2 separate regions of the Homo sapiens genome follow, and region 1 is linked to region 2. Evidence: chromatin loops called from intact Hi-C (ENCODE). Cell type or tissue: IMR-90. All regions are shown on one strand. Links, peaks and the distances in the headings refer to the core of each region. The heading gives the core; the rest is flanking DNA. Region 1 has its middle 42 kb from the start of CREB1. Region 2 overlaps CCNYL1 (cyclin Y like 1).

What was found. Hi-C counts contacts between places; a loop is a spot of excess contacts. Peaks named below come from ENCODE experiments on the same cell type or tissue, not always from the same donor. Only the 100,000 strongest peaks of a DNase experiment are listed, where the experiment ranks them.
Region 1: it touches region 2 in a loop (7-fold over the local background); 4 of 110 quality-filtered maps call a loop at or near these places.

What each region holds. Positions count from the first base shown.
Region 1 is chr2:207,483,454-207,492,809 of GRCh38, forward strand. No RefSeq gene overlaps it. Among named protein-coding and RNA genes, the nearest start is that of CREB1, 42 kb to the right of the region's middle. RefSeq lists an enhancer at 1,246-1,315 and a silencer at 1,546-1,595. In IMR-90, for the core only: a CTCF peak has its summit at 4,715; a DNase peak (open chromatin) is centred at 4,658; H3K27ac peaks cover 182 bases.
Region 2 is chr2:207,730,339-207,739,694 of GRCh38, forward strand. CCNYL1 (cyclin Y like 1) reads left to right here. Exons shown (of 10, transcript NM_001330218.2): 4 at 3,609-3,709; 5 at 7,073-7,108. Among named protein-coding and RNA genes, the nearest start is that of MIR4775, 20 kb to the right of the region's middle. In IMR-90, for the core only: a CTCF peak has its summit at 4,121; a DNase peak (open chromatin) is centred at 4,123.

The DNA.
Region 1 (9,356 bases), core at 909-8,908, 250 kb before region 2:
ACTATAACCCTTGTGCTATGGAGGCCCCAATCTGCAGGGGTAGTAGAGATGGAAACAAATGTGAGAGAAGAATAAAGAGTCAACCTTCATCGCTCATTTCTTCTGTCCCTCTGTGCTTTGTAACTTCTCGAATCACCTATTGAGGGCAGGGGGAGGGGCCCTCCTTATGACTTCATACAACCTGCTTCATGATCTGGCTTCTAGGCATTTTTTCTTGTGTCATTGCCTAAAAAGTTGACCAATTCCTAGGAGGAACCCTACTCAGTTCAGTGTGGGCATCAGCCCAGTGTGGGTCTAGCTCCTGCCTGACCTCCTGGGATGAACATTCTTCCCACGTGCGGTTTCCTCATTTCACATCTTCCTGACTACACACTGAGCAACTTGAGATCAGAAAATGTCATTCATTTTTTGTAACTTCAAGGACCAGGAGGCTTGCTCAGTGTCTGGTGCTAAACTGGCAAAAAAAAAAAAAAAAAAAAAAAAAAAACACGCAGTGCTTAAAAAATATCTGCTGTAGCATTACTAAATGACCCTGGCACCTCTCCAAGTGCCTCATCCCAGAGACCCTACTCTTGCCCTCACCCTGCACGCTCCCCACCAAAAGTTACTCTTACATTGTAAAGAAGAAAGATGAAGTTAATTGAGTTGATATGGTTATAGATAACAGCCAACATTTAGTCAGCCTTTATGCTGTCTACATACTATTGTAAATATGCTACATCTATTGTGACCTTTAATTATTGAATCAACCCTCTGAGGTCTTGATGCTCTTCCTGAGTTAGAACTCCAGAACATATGTTCTCTACTCCGTTAATAGCCACTGACAGAATATAGCCAGGCATTAAAAAACAAGCATGACAACTAGGTAGGAGCATAGAGAATAAGAAGATAAAAAGCATATGTGCCTATAATCTATAGCTATTGAAATATATCATTGTAACAAGAGCTGAAAAGGAATGCCCAATGATAAGCAGTCTTTTTAAATATGTTATTATTGTTTTAAAAAAAACTTATAATATAATTCAAAGGTACTTTTAATGAGCTGGACCTATGTTTCAATGAATATCAGAACCAACGGTTAATGGAGGCTCTTAGAGAATGCTTGAAATTCTTAACTCTCCTTTTGCTTTTTATTTTTAGTCTTTGCCTTCTTTGCCAAATCCCCAAGCTGAGTGCTCACTTCAGACGCTGAGAAGAATGGAAGTGGGGGAGGAGAGCTAACACTTGTTGAGATTGGTAGGGAGGGACAACTAATGTTGCTTCCATCTTGTGTAAAATGTATATAAACACATCTTCAAATCTTTCTTTCCAACCAAACCCTCAGCCCCACCTAGAAGGAAATTACGGAGTCACCAGTAACTGAGTGTCTACTGTGTGGCAGGCTCCAGGAGGCTCCGTGGCACAGTGGCTTTTTCAACAGTGGAACAGAAGAGGTAAGTCAGGTTAGAAACCACGTAGCAGTAAATGAGGAAGTAAAAGAAGTCTTAGCAGAAAATCAGTGAGGGATGACTCCAAAGCAGATTGAGAATCAAGAGTTATTTCAACTTGGCCAGGTGGGGTGGTTCACACCTATAATCCCAGCACTTTTGGAGGCTGAGGCAGGCAGATCACTTGAGGTCAGGAGTTCAAGACCAGCCTGGGAAACATAGTGAAACCCCATCTCTACAAAAAATACAAAAATTATCTGGGCATGGTGGCATGCGCCTGTAATCCTAGCTACTCAGGAGGCTGAGTCACAGGAATGCTTGAACCCTGGAGACGAACGTTGCAGTGAGCTGAGATCACCTGGGTGACAGAGCAAGACTCTGTCTCAAAAAAAAAATAAAAATAAATAAAATAAAAAATAAAAGTTATTCCAACTCAGGGATTTGTGCTGGCAGATTTGGCCCCTCCCGTATCTCTGTATCTCCTGATCCCGAATTCCACTACCATTCACCTACCCCAGACCTATCCTATTGGAGAGGGTTTCTACCCCAGCCAACCTCGATTGGTTCAGGAATATGAGAATCTCCTATCCCAATACGTGGCTGGAAAGGAAGGTAGAGGAAGGATAAGGCCAGGTCTGCCAGAGAGAGGAACTTCCTGGCTCTCTAAGTCAGAACAAATTTCCCAGTCAACTACCTCTCAACCCTGCTGATCTCTTACCATTGGTTAGGCAGGTTGTAAAGTTAATGGGTTTCTGTGAGCTGGATAGATGGGCCTAGTCTAGGCACTTAGGCAATGTGCTTAACTGCTGCTGTGGGAAAATCCATGGTAAGCACCCTGCAATCAATCACCAATGAACAATTGAAACCCAGTTCCTCATAACCAGGCACTGTCCATATAGCCAACATGAGCAAAGGGTTGGGGGTCATTGTCCAAAGGCTTTATGCAGAGAGTTTTAATTTTTTTTGTCAGTGTCATTTTTATTGGACTTTTTTTCTTGCCTTATTCTTTTGCCCAGCTTAAGCAGCACTTTAGGTTTTTCTAATTCAAATTTTTAAAGTAGATAAATAAAACATTACAAATATAGTTAAGGCCTTCCAAGACCCCTCCCTGATTTCATTATCTCATTCTTCATGGGTAACCATTGTCCTTAATGTGGTGTTTCTCATTCCATGCATGACTATATACTTTCACTACATATGTATGTGCTCATTAACAACATGTATTTTTGCTTTGCATGTTTTCAAACTTTACATAAATGGTACACTGGCCAGGCACAGTGGCTCATGCCTATAATCTCAGTACTTTGGGAGGCCGAGGTGAGAGGATCACTTGAGGCCAGGAGTTCAAGGCTAGCCTGGTCAACATGGTGAAAACCCGTCTCTACTAAAAATACAAAAATTAGCCGGGCGTGGTGGTACACACCTGTAGTCCCAGCTACTTGGGAGGCTGAAGCAAAAGAATTGCTTGAACCTGGGAGGAGGAGGTTGCGGTGAGCCGAGATCATATCACTGCACTCCAGCCTGGGTGACAGAGTGAAACTCTGTCTCAAGAATAACAATAATAATAATAATAATTTTTAAAAAATAAAATAAATGGTACACAGAACTTGAATCTCTTACTGTTTGCTCACCACTGTTTTTGAGATGCATTCATGTTTACATGGCTGTAGTTAATTCATTTTTAGTTGCAGCATTCTATTATGTGAATTATATGTTTCTATTCATTGGTATTCTATTACTATTACCACTCATTATAGTCTTCAATTGTGGTCATCAATTACGTAACTATATCATAATTTGTTTCTTAATTCTCCTAAGGAACAGAATAAGTGGATGATAGAATATGAGCATTTTTAACTCTAAAGAGAAATTTAGTAACAATTAATAATCAAACCAATTTATACCATTTATACTCCTACTAACAGAGGTTGAGAGCTCCAGTGTTTCATCATCTCAGAAACACTTTTCACATCTTTGTCAAACTTTTCCATTTTTGCCCATGTGATGGAGGTAATATTTAATCTCATTTTTATCATGGTCTATATACACAGATTGAAAACATTTTCTTTTTTTTTTTTTTTTTTTTTTTTTTTGAGACGGAGTCTTGCTCTGTCACCCAGGCTGGAGTGCAGAGGCGCGATCTCGGCTCACTGCAAGCTCCGCCTCCCGGGTTCACGCCATTCTCCTGCCTCAGCCTCCAGAGTAGCTGGGACTATAGGCGCCCGCCACCACGCCCGGCTAATTTTTTGTATTTTTAGTAGAGATAGGGTTTCACCGTGTTAGCCAGGATAGTCTCGATCTCCTGACCTTGTGATCCGCCCACCTCGGTCTCCCAAAGTGCTGGGATTACAGGCGTGAGCCACCACGCCCGGCAAAAACATTTTTGCAAAAAGATCTTATAGGTCAGTGGTTCTCAAAATGTGTTCTGGGGACCTCTGAGATCTATACAGGTAGTCACTGAGGTCAAAACTATTTCATAATAATACCAAGATGTCATTTGCCTTTTTAACTCTCATTCTTTTACAAGTGTACGGTGGAGTATTCCAGAGGCTATCTGACTTGTGACATGTGATACTGCAACAGACTGAGTAGAGATGCAGATATGAGGATCCAGCTATCTTTTTATTAAGCCAGACACTGAGGAGATTTGCAAAAATGTAAAGCAATGCCACCAGAATTATTTTTGTTTTGGAAGAATTAACTATGTTTTATTTTTAAATCATGTTAACTATAATGGGTCTATTATTGTTCTTATAAGAATAAATACTTTTAATGTTTCAGTTTTAATTTCTTATGTGGTAAATATTACTAGATATACATATAAGCAAGAGCTCTTTGGGGTCCTCAATAATATTTTAAGAGTATAAAGGAGACCTTATGAGGCCAAAAAGTTGGAAAATTGCTGTTACAGGTCATACCCTTTTCTCATCATTCCTACTCAAATGAATGCCAGCTGACACTTAGAGGGTGCTGTGTGCAGATGGGGCATTGTGCTAAGTGCTCAAGGGTCACTTTTCCTTTAACCCTTATGATACTCTTGTAAGCAGGTGCTGTGATCAGCTGCACTTGAAGGACAGTAAGCTGAGGCTTGGGGCAGCTGGATAGAGTGCCGGGGACACACAGCCAGCAAGGGAAGCCATTCCAGCTACTGTCCTCCCATCCTCTCCAGTTTTCTTCTCTTAGTCATTCTCTGAGTCAGCCAGCTTGAAGCCATCTACGCTTCTTTGACTCATCCCTCTCCTTTTTTCTTGAAATGATCTACATTCCCTTCTGAAAGCAGCAGAGGGACTCAAGGTTTGGACGCTGGGTTCCTGGAGCTGCAGCCGCCAGTAAGTGTGGCGAGGTCCCAGGCTTCCAGGCAATAGAGCAGGGAGCCAAGGGGGATGTGCAAGAGGAAACCCAGGAAACAGACCCTCCAAAAGGGCAAAACAAAGGGGGAAAACATATTTGGTAGTCAGGTTCTAGAAGGAACGATTGCTGAGGCCCTGGAAAGGTAGATCCCTTTCTTCCGGGATCAGGCCCACGAGACGGGCGGAAATATTAATCATACTCCTCAATCTCTATTCCCACTCACTTACTTCATTCGGCAAATACAATGGTGTGATAAGTGGGCAGTGATGGGGTAATAATAACAATAACATTTATTGGGCACTTACTATGGGAAAGTGACTATTTTAAATACTTCGTGGATATTAACTCATTTAATCCTCATCTGAATCCAGTGAAGTAAGTACTTGTCTTACACGTGGAAAAACTGAGGCACAGAAAAGAAACATCAGAGTGTAAGGGAGTGAGCAGGAGAGGCCCTTAACTTGCCCCTGGGGGAAAAGGTGATGAAGAAAAGCTTCTCAGATATGGCACATGTATTCGTTTCCTATCGGTGCTGTAGCAAATTACCAGAAACTTAGTTATTTATTACATTTTTTCATAGGTGGTTTTCAATGGCCTACAGAAACTTAGTTATTTAAAACAACATTTATTGTTACAGATTTATTATCTGACAGCTCTGGAGGTCAGAAGTCTGAAGTGGACTTCACTGGGCCAAAATCAAGGTTGTTGGCAGGGCCGTGCTTTCTCTGGAAACTCTAGAGGACAATCTGTGTCCTTGCTTTTCTGGTTTCTAGAGATTACCTACATTCTTTTGGTTCATGACTCCTTCCTCTAGCTTCAAAGCCAGTAGCATAGCATTGCCTCTCTCACTTTGTTTTTTTGTTTTTGAGACAGGGTCTCACTCTGTCACTTAGGCCAGAATGCAGTGGCACAATCTTGACTCACTGCAACCTCCAACCCCCAGGCTCAAGCAACACTCCCATCTCAGCCTCCCGAGAGGCTGGGACTACAGGCGCCACTACTGGTACTTTTTGTATTTTTTTTTTTTGTGGAGATGGGGTTTCGCCATGTTGCCCAGGCTGGTCTTGAACTCCTGGACTGCAGTGATCCTCCTGCCTCAGCCTCCCAAAGTGCTGGGCTTACAGACATGAGCCACGGCACCCGGCCAGCATTCCCTCCCTGATATCTGTGTCTGGCCTTAAATCTCCTCCCTCCCTCCAGTGCAATGCCTCCCTCTGATAAGAACCCTTGTGATTACATGGGTCCCACCTGGACAATCCAAGCTATTTGCTCATCTCAAGATCCTTAACTTGAACACATTTGCAAAGTCCTTTTTGCCATGTTAGGTAACACATTCACTGGTTCTGGGGATTAGGATGTGGACATCCTGGGTTGCGGGGGGGCATTATTCAGTCATTTAACTAATCCTGGCTGATATTTATTGAAAGTCTACCATGTGCACTCTTCTAGGCACTAGGGAGGTAGTGATAAATAAGATCCGAAGACTGCCTAGGAGTCAACCAGGTGAAACAGGATGAGGGAAAATGTGCTCTAGGCAGAAAGAACAGTATAGACCCAGAGAGGGAAGAGAGCAGCTCCCTCCAGAACATGGGGTTCAGCCTGTCTATTAAGCATTGGCTATCCCTGGCTGCTTATTAGGAACTGCTGGGGAGATTCTTTACCAAAGCTTCCTCTGCCCCCGTCCCTGTCCCCAAGTTCTGACATCAGAGATGGGACCTGGGCATCTATCTGGTATTCTAACATGCAGCCAGGAGAAAAATCATTGGTCAGCAGAGTGGCATGAAAGGACACAGGTGCCTAAGGCTGGGCATGGTGGCTCACACTTGTAATCCCAGCACTTTGGGAGGCCAAGAAGGGCAGATCACTTGAGGCCAGGAGTTCAAGACCAGCCTGGGCAACACAGCGAAACCCCGTCTCTACTAAAAATACAAAAATTAGCCAGGCATGGTGCCGCATACCTGCAGTCCCAGCTACTCAGGAGGTTGAGGCACGAAAATCGCTTGAACCTCAGGAGGCGCAGGTTGCAGTGAGCCGAGCACTCCAGCCTGAGCAACAGAGTGAGACTCTGTCTCAAGGACACTGATGCCTAGTCATGGGGCTGGAGAGAAAAGCAAGAACCAGCTCATGAAAAATCTTGTAACCCAAGAGTATGGATCTTACACGAAGGGTTTAATCAAGGGGGCAACATAATCAGGTTTGTTCTCTACAAATGCCCTCTTACTGCACATTGTGAAGGGAGTGGAGAGGGGCAAGGGAAGAATTAGAAGATGGTGGAGACTGGATTTAGCATAGGTATAGTGGGAATGGATGAAATCCATTCCATTTGCAGGAAGCAAAGATACGAATGGTTTCTGGAATGCCTATAATTATTGCTACAGCCTCCTAACTGGATTTCCCAACCCCACACTTTTTCCCTTCTCATCAACCCTGTGAATCACCACCAGATTTACCCATCCTTAAATACCACTTATTGTGTTAAGGAATACTAGGCAGCCTAATAATTAAGTGTATTTGCTCTTGGACCGAACAGACTGGGTTCAAATCCTATCTCTGCCACTTTACGGTGCCCCATTTCCTCATCTATAACATGTGATACTAAAAATAGTGTTTACATCAGAGGGTTGCTTTGAGTCAATGTAGGAGAACTTCTATAATTACCTGTGTATGGTAATCATTCCAAAAAAAAATCATTATTCAAACACCTTCAATATAAAACCTTCTGTTTTCCATTTGTCGGAATGCCAAGGTCTGCCTGTCCAGATCCTTCACCTTTTGGGTCCACCCTGCTACTCAGCCTCGTTGAATTCTGTCCCCAAAATATGTCACATGAACACTCCAGATACAGCACCTTTGTGCCTGGGTCATGCTGCTTTCCTCATTTTGAATGCCTTTATTTTTCCCTGCTACCCTCCCCAGTCCTTCTGTCCCTTAAATGCTTATCATTACTTCTAAAAAAGTGACTCCCAATGCCGTGACTGGTGACCATATGACCATACCCAGTATAATCATCTTTCCCAAGGGAGGACTGCCTGTCATTCCTACCAGGAGGCTATCATTCCAAATAACTCACAAAGCCACTCATGCTCGTAACTGTCACTGCTATCTAAATGCTAAGCACTCACAGAAGGCCCAGAGCATAAACTTGTCTTTCCCATGCTTTGTGGAGCACCATGGATGCCCCTAGAAGCCCATAAATAAAAAACAACTTTGCTATGAGTTAAGTTTTCATCAGGACTGTCAGCTGTGAAATATTCAGAGGCTTTCTTGAGTTATTAACCCAAACCAATGTTGCATATTACAAAGAGACAGGACCCAAAATATGTGAATTAATTGACCAAACTATATTTTAGCAGTTGTCCTTAAAGGAGAAGCGAAGTCCTACCCCAAGCAGGACTTCACAAAGCATGTGTGTCCTTCTTTGCCTCGTGTCCTTTCATTTTTACAGATTTATTGAGGCATGAATGACAAACAATAGACGATGCAATATTAAATTGCACAATTTGATAAATCTCATGTCCTTTTAACCACAAAGCTTTATAATAATAATCATTTTTATTAGACTACTTAAAATTCTCTTCTATTTTCAAACATGATAGTGTAATATTAAAATCCAAGTTTGCCTACAATAAGGCTTCCACACCTATAAGTTACTAAAAATTTCCCTTGGCTGGGAAAATGTGATCCAGAATTTGAAATTACAAAACCAAAAGGATTTTTCTTGTCAATGAAAAATGATTGGCACAGTGGCTCACATTTGTAATCCCAACACTTTGGGAGGCCAAGGCAGGAGGATTGCTTGATGCCATAAGTTCAAGACTAGCCTGGGCAACATAGCAAGATTCCCATCTCTACAAAAAAAAATTTAAGAAAAGTGACACGTGCCTGTAGTCCTAGCTACTTGAGAGGCTAAAATGGGAGGATCCTTGAACCCAGGAGCTTGAAGCAGCAGCGAGTATGGAGTATGATTGCATCACTGCACTCCAGCCTGGGTGACACAGCAAGACCTGTCTCAAAAAGGAAACAAAAGAAAAATGATCGCGTTGGATTTTAAACCAAGACGTTATAGGCACTCAACTTGCTTTTGGCTGGAAATAAAATATTTTCTATAAATTTATTTATTCTTATTTACTATTATTGAATAATGTTAATACAACCATAACATTACTAAACATTTACTGAGTTTATCATGTGCCTGGAGCTGTGCTAAATGCTTTCCATACATTCTGTCACTCAGTCCTCACAACAGCCCTGGAGGAGGAAAGGGCTGTCCCTTTTTAACAGATGAAGGAACCAAAGTGTGGCGAAGTTAAGTTATTTATACAAGCTCAAGCAACCAGTAAATGATAGAGCTGGCTTTTCAAGTCAGCTATGTCTGCCTCCAGGGCCTGTTCTCTTAACCATTATGTCATCTTGCCACCCTCAAAATGAATATGCAAAACTGTGCCCCTACTCCACAGAAGAGTCAAGGAGGTTGACCACAAATCTATCAAGTTCATGGTACTCCCTTCTCCCACACTTCCTCATCCAAGAGCCTTGCCAAGCATACCTGGAGAGGTGATTCTCTTCCTAAACTCCCCA
Region 2 (9,356 bases), core at 929-8,928:
TGCCTTGGGTTCTGTAAGACAAACTAACTTGATCCTGTTCCAGTCACTCTCTGTAGGCACTAAAGTTGTGCTTCCATATCAGTTACCACTCCTTTGTCTTTTTCATCTTTCAAGATTTATTAAAAGTCATCTGCTGTGGCCGGGTGCGGTGGCTCACGCCTGTAATCTCAGCACTTTGGGAGGCTGAGGCGGGAGGATCACTTGAGGTCAGGAGTTCCAGACCAGCCTTGCCAACATGTTGAAACTCCGTTTCTACTAAAAATATAAAAATTAGCCGGGTGTGGTGGTGCACACCTGTAATCCCAGCTGCTCGGGAGGCTGAGGCAGGAGAATTGCTTGAACCTGGGAGGTGGAAGCTGCAGTGAGCCAAGATTGCACCACTGCACTCCAGCCTGGGCAACAGAGCAAGACTCTGTTTAAAAAATAAATAAATAAATTTATAAACTCTGTCTCAAAAATAAAATAAAACAAATGGAAATATTATCTGCTGTCAATCCTGTTGCCTGCTCCTGTGTATAACCTTTATTTTATGTCTTTAATTCTAATGAAATTTCAGGAGGGCAAGGAAATAAATTTATGGTCAATCTGCCATGTTTAACCCAAATTTAGAACCTTTATTTAAAGTGTAAATCTAAGTTTAAATTCAACATAATGATACTAATCCAGACATTTTTTAGTTATAATAAGCATATTATACTCTTCTAGTAAGGCCTTAGGAATTGTATTCAAACTCTGCATCCTGCTATATTGCCCCATTACTGTGCAACATAGATGGAGGTGTTTCATTAATGCACAAAATGTCAGAAATTTTTAAGTTAATTAAAAGTCATTAATTCTTTTTTTTTTTTGAGACGGATTCTGTAGTAGCATTTACCTCTTATTTTAAATGGGTTAAAATTAGAGGCAGTAGGCACAATGGGAAAAGTCAGTGGATAGGCATAGGAGTTCAACAGGTACTTTACCTTTAAGGTTTCAGTTGTGACTCAGTAGATTACTAAGTATGATTATTTTCTATCTTTGCTATTCTCCCTTAAGTCTACTCAGTACCCCTTCCCTTTCTTGTTAAAGATTGTCATTTGTGCAGACTAAATGAAGATGAATGATATATTCTTTGTCCCTATTTTGTGACTACCTGAAATGACATCTGTGAACTTTCAGTAGTGTTTTGTTGTTTGGATTTTTTTTAAGTATTTATATTTTATATTATTATGTTTGTCAATAGAGTTTGTTGAGGTTGTAAGTCAGCTTTGGTAAGGCTTTAGCCTAAAATAAAGGAAATTGTTGAGTTTTCCAGCAACATGATGGGGGAATTACCTGTTGCCAGCTATAATTGCTTTGCTCAGAAGCTTAATTCTGCCACCCCCTAGTCTCAAGAGATATAGTGATACTCTTGATAACAAAAAATTTGGATAGTTGAAAGTTAGTGGTGTGTCTCATGCTATATATTGATTAGCAGAGAGGTTTCTTCTTTTTTTTTTTTTTTTTTTTTGAGACCAAGTCTCGCTCTGTCACCCAGGCTGGAGTGCAGTGGTGCAATCTTGGCTCACTACAACCTCCGCCTCCCAGGTTCAAGTGATTCTCTTGCCTCGGCCTCCCGAGTAGTTGGGATTATGGGAGCCCACCACCACGCTTGGCTAATTTTTGTATTTTTAGTAGAGATAGGGTTTCTCCATGTTGGCCTGGCTGGTCTCGAACTCCTGACCTCAGGTGATCCACCCGCCTTGGCCTTCCAAAGTGCTGGAATTACAGGTGTGAGCCACCGTGCCCAGCCCCACCTTCCACTTTGAATGAATGTATTTGAATGAGTCAGTTTTTATTTTTTATACTGTATGTGTTTCTTGAGACAATAAAAGTATATACATTAGCACACATACACAGTTAATGTAAACTATATACATTAAATATAATAGCTTAAGAAACATGAGTTTAGATATAGTTGAAAACATTTCTAGGTTGAAGGAGAATTTGGTCCTTCAAATAGTAATACTTTTTAAAAATAGAATATCTGGGACTTTTTGTTAGTAAGAATTAAGTGACTGCAGTAAAAACATCTGAAACAAAATGCTGTTACACTGTATGGATATTTCTGATTATTGGCTACTGGCGATTTTTTAATGCATGCATTTTTAAAAGCAATGACTAGACCTTCTCCCTGCCCTGTCTTTCATGTATATGTGTGGGATACTGATGGGAGAGTGTGACAACATGGTAAAAACTATCATATTAATAGGAAGAAGGAAGGCTCATCTGAATTAGTTTTTTTTTTAAGTGTTAAAATTATTAGTATTCTGTGGTTTTAAAAAAAAATGCTACTGTTACTTTCAGCTATTCAATGACTGGGATTTGGTTACTGACCTTCTTAACATAGTTCAGGCTGTTTCAGTATTTGACTGTTGCACTCTTCCCAAATAAATGGATACTTCTAAAGTGTTTTAAAGATGGTTTATTTTCTAGAGGGCTCAAAAAGTTCATAGTCACCTCCTTGATACAAATGCAGATAAATTCTGCTAATTTGTGTGTAGTAGCATTTACCTTCCAAATTGTAACTGATTTAAATAATTTGTCAAACACTTGTTGAACTCCTTAATTTGTCCCCAATTCTGTGCTCAGCAGCCAGAGGTATGAGGAGGAAGAGTCCTTCCTTCCCTGGAGAAGCTTACTTTCTTGTGAGGGGTTACTCCACAAGCAGTTGGTATCATGTAACAAGTGGTGAATTAGATGGATGAATGTACCAAAAGGGAAATGTTTTTTGGTGTGGCTGCGGGCAAAGGGATCCCAGAAGGCAGATGGGGTCAGGCTTATCGGGATAAGGAGGAAGAACAAGGTATTCCAGGCAGAGCAGCATGAGTGAGTCAGGCAAGTGCCATGATGCCTGTCAAATAACTTATAGAATAAAATTAATAACATTTTGAAATGGAGAGTGTTCTCTGAGGTTCTCATTTGAATAATGTAATGGCAGTTTTATTTAAATATGAAGTGCAAGTTAAATTCCTAAAGTTGTTTTTGTCATCTTTTTTGTTTGGAATATTAAAGTGATACTTTTTCTTCTCCACATAAGAAAACAGGCCCTTTCACTGAGGGTGATGGAGCAGCCCTGGCAGACGAAGCCTCTGACTGTGAAACACTTGTTTCTCATACTGTCTCCTGAACTAATACGTTTAATATTAGTAACTTAGTAAATGTAGTATTAGGCTTTCATTTACTTCAATAAAATGCTCTTATGCAAATATGATTTAAGGCATTACATTTTACTGTAGTGAAGGAATAATAGAAAATCTCAGCTGCTTTTTATTGCTTAAGAAAAAACACTGAAATCTTATTGTAAACTTTTCCCATTAATTTATACAGGGAATGCATAACAGATGCTTGCCAGGTTTGATTATAGGTACCACAAGAGCAGCATTTCATAACCCATTCCTCAAACACTGTCTGTGGGAGAGCCTCCACTGGGTTTCCCATAGAGCTGCACATGATACTACACTCAGGCAGTTCATGGAGTGTAAGAAATATCTTAATGCTTTATCATTTGACATTTTAACCAAGGAAAAACCACACTTTTATAGGTTTAACTTACTGTGACATTTTCTTCTATTTCCCTTCCCCTTCAGGTATCTCCAGGGCAGCTTACTAAAAAGTATAGCTCATGCTCAACAATATTTCTAGATGACAGCACAGTCAGCCAGCCTAATCTTAGAACCACAGTAAAATGGTGAGTACAACTAGGCTGCCAAGGGCTGAGTGACAGACCCCCTTATGCTAAAAGCATCCTAGCCATCCTCGGTAATTTCAGCCATTTGATTGTCCTTTTCAGCAATGAGTTTAAGAAATCGGTGTCAACTATATATTGATTTCAAGGATCTAAATATGAATTTTAATTTCCTGTTTTAATCTTAGGCTGCATGGTGGAAGGGAAAGCCAGTTAGTGAAGAAGCAATCCCAGAAAAGTGTAGCTATTTATTTAATGCATTTATGTTAAGACAGTGTCGAACATAATGTGAGAAGGAGAGGTGCTTTTTATTGGATGTTTCTGGAAAAACGTTAGTTTGTTATGAGTTACAGGTCTCAAACAATGTGTACTGCTTTGCAAACTACTCTTGGAAGAAGGAACAGCTTGTCCTCTACTGGCACCATAGTGTATCTGCATTTACATTTTCCCTGTCGTGCATGAGCACCTCTTGGGCACAATCTGAGATGCACTTTCAGAACACCCTAAGATGAACTTTTCAAGTTTATTTAAAAACCAACAACAACAGCAAACAACTCCATTGGGGTTGTCAGGAAACTATTAACATCTCCTTGGATTATGAGCGTTGATTTTCAGAACACCGTTGGGAAGTGCTACACTAGAATATTAATGTCCTTATCCCTAATTTTACTTTTTAGTCTAAAAACATAACTAGCTTATAAACTTAATTTTGTTTCTAATGTACTAGCTTTTTTTTTTAGTTAATTCAATTGTCAGTAACTTCTACTTTAAAAGCAGCAAATTTACACTCATAATAATGTCACTTTCCTCTCTCACTTAAAACAATAGTTGAAATCAAATTGTGTTTCAGCACAAACTGGACTCTGACTCTGTCTAAAGTCCTGAGCTTTGGCACCTACTGAGTAATCATTCAATGTTTGTATTCAGCCAAGGTCCTAAATCCTTGAGTTAAAAAACCACTCCACTTTGGCTAGAGTCCCTGGCTTCTTTTGAATTCAAAAGATTCTGATGTTTCTATAAGATTCAAAGTAGTTTTAAAGATTAACCTTGCTCAAACAAGTATAATAGATTTCATGCTTTTTTCCCCCCATTTTAGTCTTAATTTTTAGATGTCTACTTTTGGAAGTACAGTAAGTTTTAATTTGTTCTCAGTAAGTTTTAGAAATGATCATTTGGTATATTTCACTACTGGTTAAATAAAGGTTTCACAAGTATGGCAAATTGACTTTTAGGAAAGATTTTGAAAAATGTTTATCATGGCTTACTAGTGCGTTATTCTCATAGGTTGGGTGAGCCATATCAGAATCACTTACGCAACTTTTTTCAAAATATATGTCCACAAACAAATTCATCTCACCTCCACCTTCCCTTGATCTCTAGGCAGTCACAAGCCTTTTAGGAAAATGGAGAAGGCATGTGAGGCATAATTACACAGACAAGCACATCCCAGATGATTCTGGTCTTAACCCTAACTCAGTCATTCCCAAAATTTGCAGCACATTGGAATCATCACCAGGGGAACTTTAAAAACAACCCTCAGGCTGGGCGTGGTGACTGACACCTGTAATCCTAGCACTTTGGGAGGCCAAGGCGGGTAGATTGCCTGAGCTCAGGAGTTTGAGACCAGCCTGGGCAACACGGTGAAACCCCATTTCTAGTAAAATACAAAAAAATTAGCCAAGCGTGGTGGCGTGCACCTGTAATCCCAGCTACTTGGGAGGCTGAGACAGAATAGCTTGAATCCGGGAAGCGGAGGTTGCAGTGAGCCGAGATTGTGCCATTTTACTCCAGCCTGGGCGACAGAGCAAGACTCTGTCTCAAAAAAAAAACAAAACAAAACACACAAAAAGACAACAAAAAACACTCCTCATGCCCCAAGTCATACCCGATGCCAATTAAATCAGAATGTCTCAAGTTGGAAGTTAGGCAGTTTTTAAAGCTCCTCAGGTGATTGCAGTGTGCAGAAAGTTTGAGAACCACTGCTTAATTGAATGTAGGAGGATGAACTGCTTCTATTTGGTGGGACCTTGGGCAAGTCAGTTTTAAGCCTTGGTTCCCATATCTGTAAACTGGGTGTTGGATTAAATGTCATGTAAGGTTCCGTGGTCCTTTTCAGCATATAACTTCAAATTCTGTAATGTTAAAATCAATTTGGACATGAAAATGTTTGAAGCACTATAGAAGTATCCATCTTAGATGCTAATGTTACAGACTTTTTAAAAAAGTGCTAACATTGTATGGACTTAAAATTCAGATTTGCCTTCCCTCAATTATTTTGAGCCTCAGTTTAGAGACTGAGGGCAAATGGAAGCATATAACTTACCTAAGACAACTCCTTGTTTCCTGATACACAACATCTGTGGGTAATTTAGGAATACAGTAACATATATCTGAAAAGTCGTGTCTGTTCACTAATATTTTACTTAAACCAATGTGGAAATACTTGCCATTAATATTACACTTTGTAGTTTTATGCTGCATTGTTAGCACTGCTTATTTCAGGATAGCTACACCTATCATTGGTTTTGTGTGCACTTATTTACTAATAAATTTTCTACTAATGATGCAAAATTGATCATAAATGATTTTATTTGGTATAAAACACTTTTATTTACTTTAAGGGGAAATAATGAAAGATGGGTGGGTAGGTGATAGTTAATTAAATCAACTGAAATGCAGAGCCTAACAGCTTAAAAAGCAAAAAATAAAAATAACCAAAAAACCAAATAGTTTAAATTTAAGCATGTATACAAATAGGTAGAACTTGTATAAAATGAAAGGTTCTATGGGCAGAAGAGCAAATGGGGATATATGTAATTATTTATATATTATAATAGTCCACAGAAACATGTATTTTAACAGCATATTACTGGGTTTTTTTTTTTTTTTGAGACGGAGTCTCGCTCTGTCGCCCAGGCTGGAGTGCAGTGGCACGATCTCGGCTCACTGCAAGCTCTGCCTCCCGGGTTCACGCCATTCTCTTGCCTCAGCCTCCTGAGTAGCTGGGAATACAGGCGCCTGCTACCACGCCCGGCTAATTTTTTGTATTTTTAGTAGAGACGGGGTTTCACCGTGTTAGCCAGGATGGTCTCGATCTCCTGACCTCGTGATCCACCTGCCTCGGCCTCCCAAAGTGCTGGGATTACAGGCGTGAGCCACTGCGCCCGGCCTTACTTAGCATTTTGGTTCGTGTATTTTTGCTGAAAGGAACTAAAACAAGGGGAAAGTACCCATATGGTACTGTTCTGAACTAGAGGATTTCAGGGCCGCTAGGAGGGTTCCTCCCTTCCCTCATTTAAAAAATGTCTTCAGGCCTAACAAATGTTTAAATCAGTTGTTAAAAATAATTTTTTTTTCCCTTCACAGTGTGACCTTAGCAATATATTACCACATAAAGAACAGGTGAGCTCCTTTAAAACCTGTCTTGTTATTCCAGCTAATTACTTTGCATGATATCAAGTTCAGTATTAGGTCATAACTATAGACATCATAAGCTATAGATTGCTATTACAGTATTGAACTGAATCATTTGTGGTTTTTCTGGTCCCCAAGATGGTTTCAATTATTAAATTACTGAGGATCCCAAAGAGTATTTGTTTATGTTGGTTATATTGATATTTATTGCATTAGAAATTGAAGTTGAGAATTTAAAAAAAAAAACCCTATATTTAGTTTCAGTTTCTCAACGTTGGCACTGTTGATATTTTGAGCTACATAAGTCTTTGTTGTGGGGACTGTCCTGTGTATTGTAGGATATTTAACAGCTGTCCCAGGTTGTGACAACAAAAATATAACCCCTGACTGAGAATCATATTGTTAACATAAATAATATTTTTTCATGAAAAATAACTCTCTTCTACAACAACGAAGTTGAGTAAAATGTGTCATGTATTTATATATATACAACTCTCTAGTGTCCAGCTTAACAGAAAACAGCTGGATTCTCATCTCTGTCTTTGCAATTAGTTTTTTTTTTTAATTTCAACTTTTATTTTAGATACAGTGAGTACATGTGTAGGTGTATTACGTGGCTAATAGTGCACCCTGGTAGTGAGCTGTAATTTGTTTTGAAGAAGTGATAAGAAGATGACCTAGCCTCACGCAAATATATAGTTGGTAAAAGGTATATTTTTAAAGCTTTCAGATGGTTGTGGGTATTCTTTATTTTTTAGTTTATTTTTATTTGGTTTTTTTTGAGACGGAGTCTTGTCTGTTGCCCAGGCTGGAGTGCAGTGGCACGATCTCGGCTCACTGCAACCTCCACTTCCCAAGTTCAAGCGATTCTCCTGCCTCGGGCTCCCGAGTAGGTGGGGTTACAGGCGCATGCCACCACGCCTGGCTAATTTTTGTATTTTTAGTAGAGATGGAGTTTTGCCATGTTGACCAGGCTGGTCTTGAACTCCCGACCTCAGGTGATCCACCCGCCTCAGCCTCCCAAAGTGCTGGGATTACAGGCATGAGCCACCATACCCGGCCAGTATTCTTTAATACTACCCAACACTCCACAAGTGCTAGTTTCTTAAAATGGTTACAGTGGAATTTTGTGTTATCAATGAATTTTTTATTAGTACTCACCCATCTGTCTTGTACAATATATGTATCATTTCCCCTTACTTGGTTTTCTAATATTATGCATTGGTTATATGGAAAATATTGGTTCACATCTCTTCTTTCTTTTTTTTTTCTTTTTTTTGAGACAGAGTCTCATTCCATCACCCAGGCTGGAGTGCAGTGGTGCAGTCTCAGCTCACTGCAACCTCCGCCTCCCGGGTTCAAGCGATTCTCCTGTCTCAACCTCCCAAGTAGCTGAGATTACAAATACATACCACCATACCAGCTAATTTTTTGTATTTTTAGTAGAGACAGTGTTTCACCATGTTGCCCAGGCTGGTCTTGAATTCCTGAGCTCAAGCAATCCGCACACCTCAGCCTCCCAAAGTGCTAGGATTACAGGCGTGAGCCACCATACCCAGCCTGGTTCACATTTCTTGACAGTGGCAAAGCTCACTTTTGTTAGTATCACCACCAATTGTATTAAAAAATCTTTAAGTATTGAGAAGCTGTTAAACTCACATAATAAGGTACAAGTTTCTCCAAATCCTGATTTTTAGTTTGAAAGCTTGAATTTTATCATTGCAACAAATAGTGTTATTTTCTTGAAGTGACAGGCTTCATTTTTTTAAAACTTTTTATTTATTTATCTTTTGAGACTGAGTCTCACTCTGTTGCCCAGGCTGGAGGGCACTGGTGCCATCTTCGCTCACTGTAACCTCTGCCTTCCGGGTTCAAGTGATTCTCCTGCCTCAGCCTCCTGAGTAGCCGGGACTGCGGGCGCCTGTCACCATGCCTGGCTAATTTTTGTATTAGTAGAGATGGGGTTTCACCCTGTTGGCCAGGCTGGTCTCGAACTCCTGACCTCAAGTGATCCACCCGCCTCAGCCTCCCAAGGTGCTGGGATTATAGGCATGAGCCACCACACCTGGCCACTTCTTTCATTTTTGAGAATGACATTTGTACTTTCAAGTAAAAATGATATTCTGTGAAAAAAAAATGGCTTGTTTAGCTCACAATTAAATCACAAGTGCTTTTCCTTAACACAACTCTACCTCGGTATGCAGAATTACTTTATGTGAACTTTCTGCTTACTCCA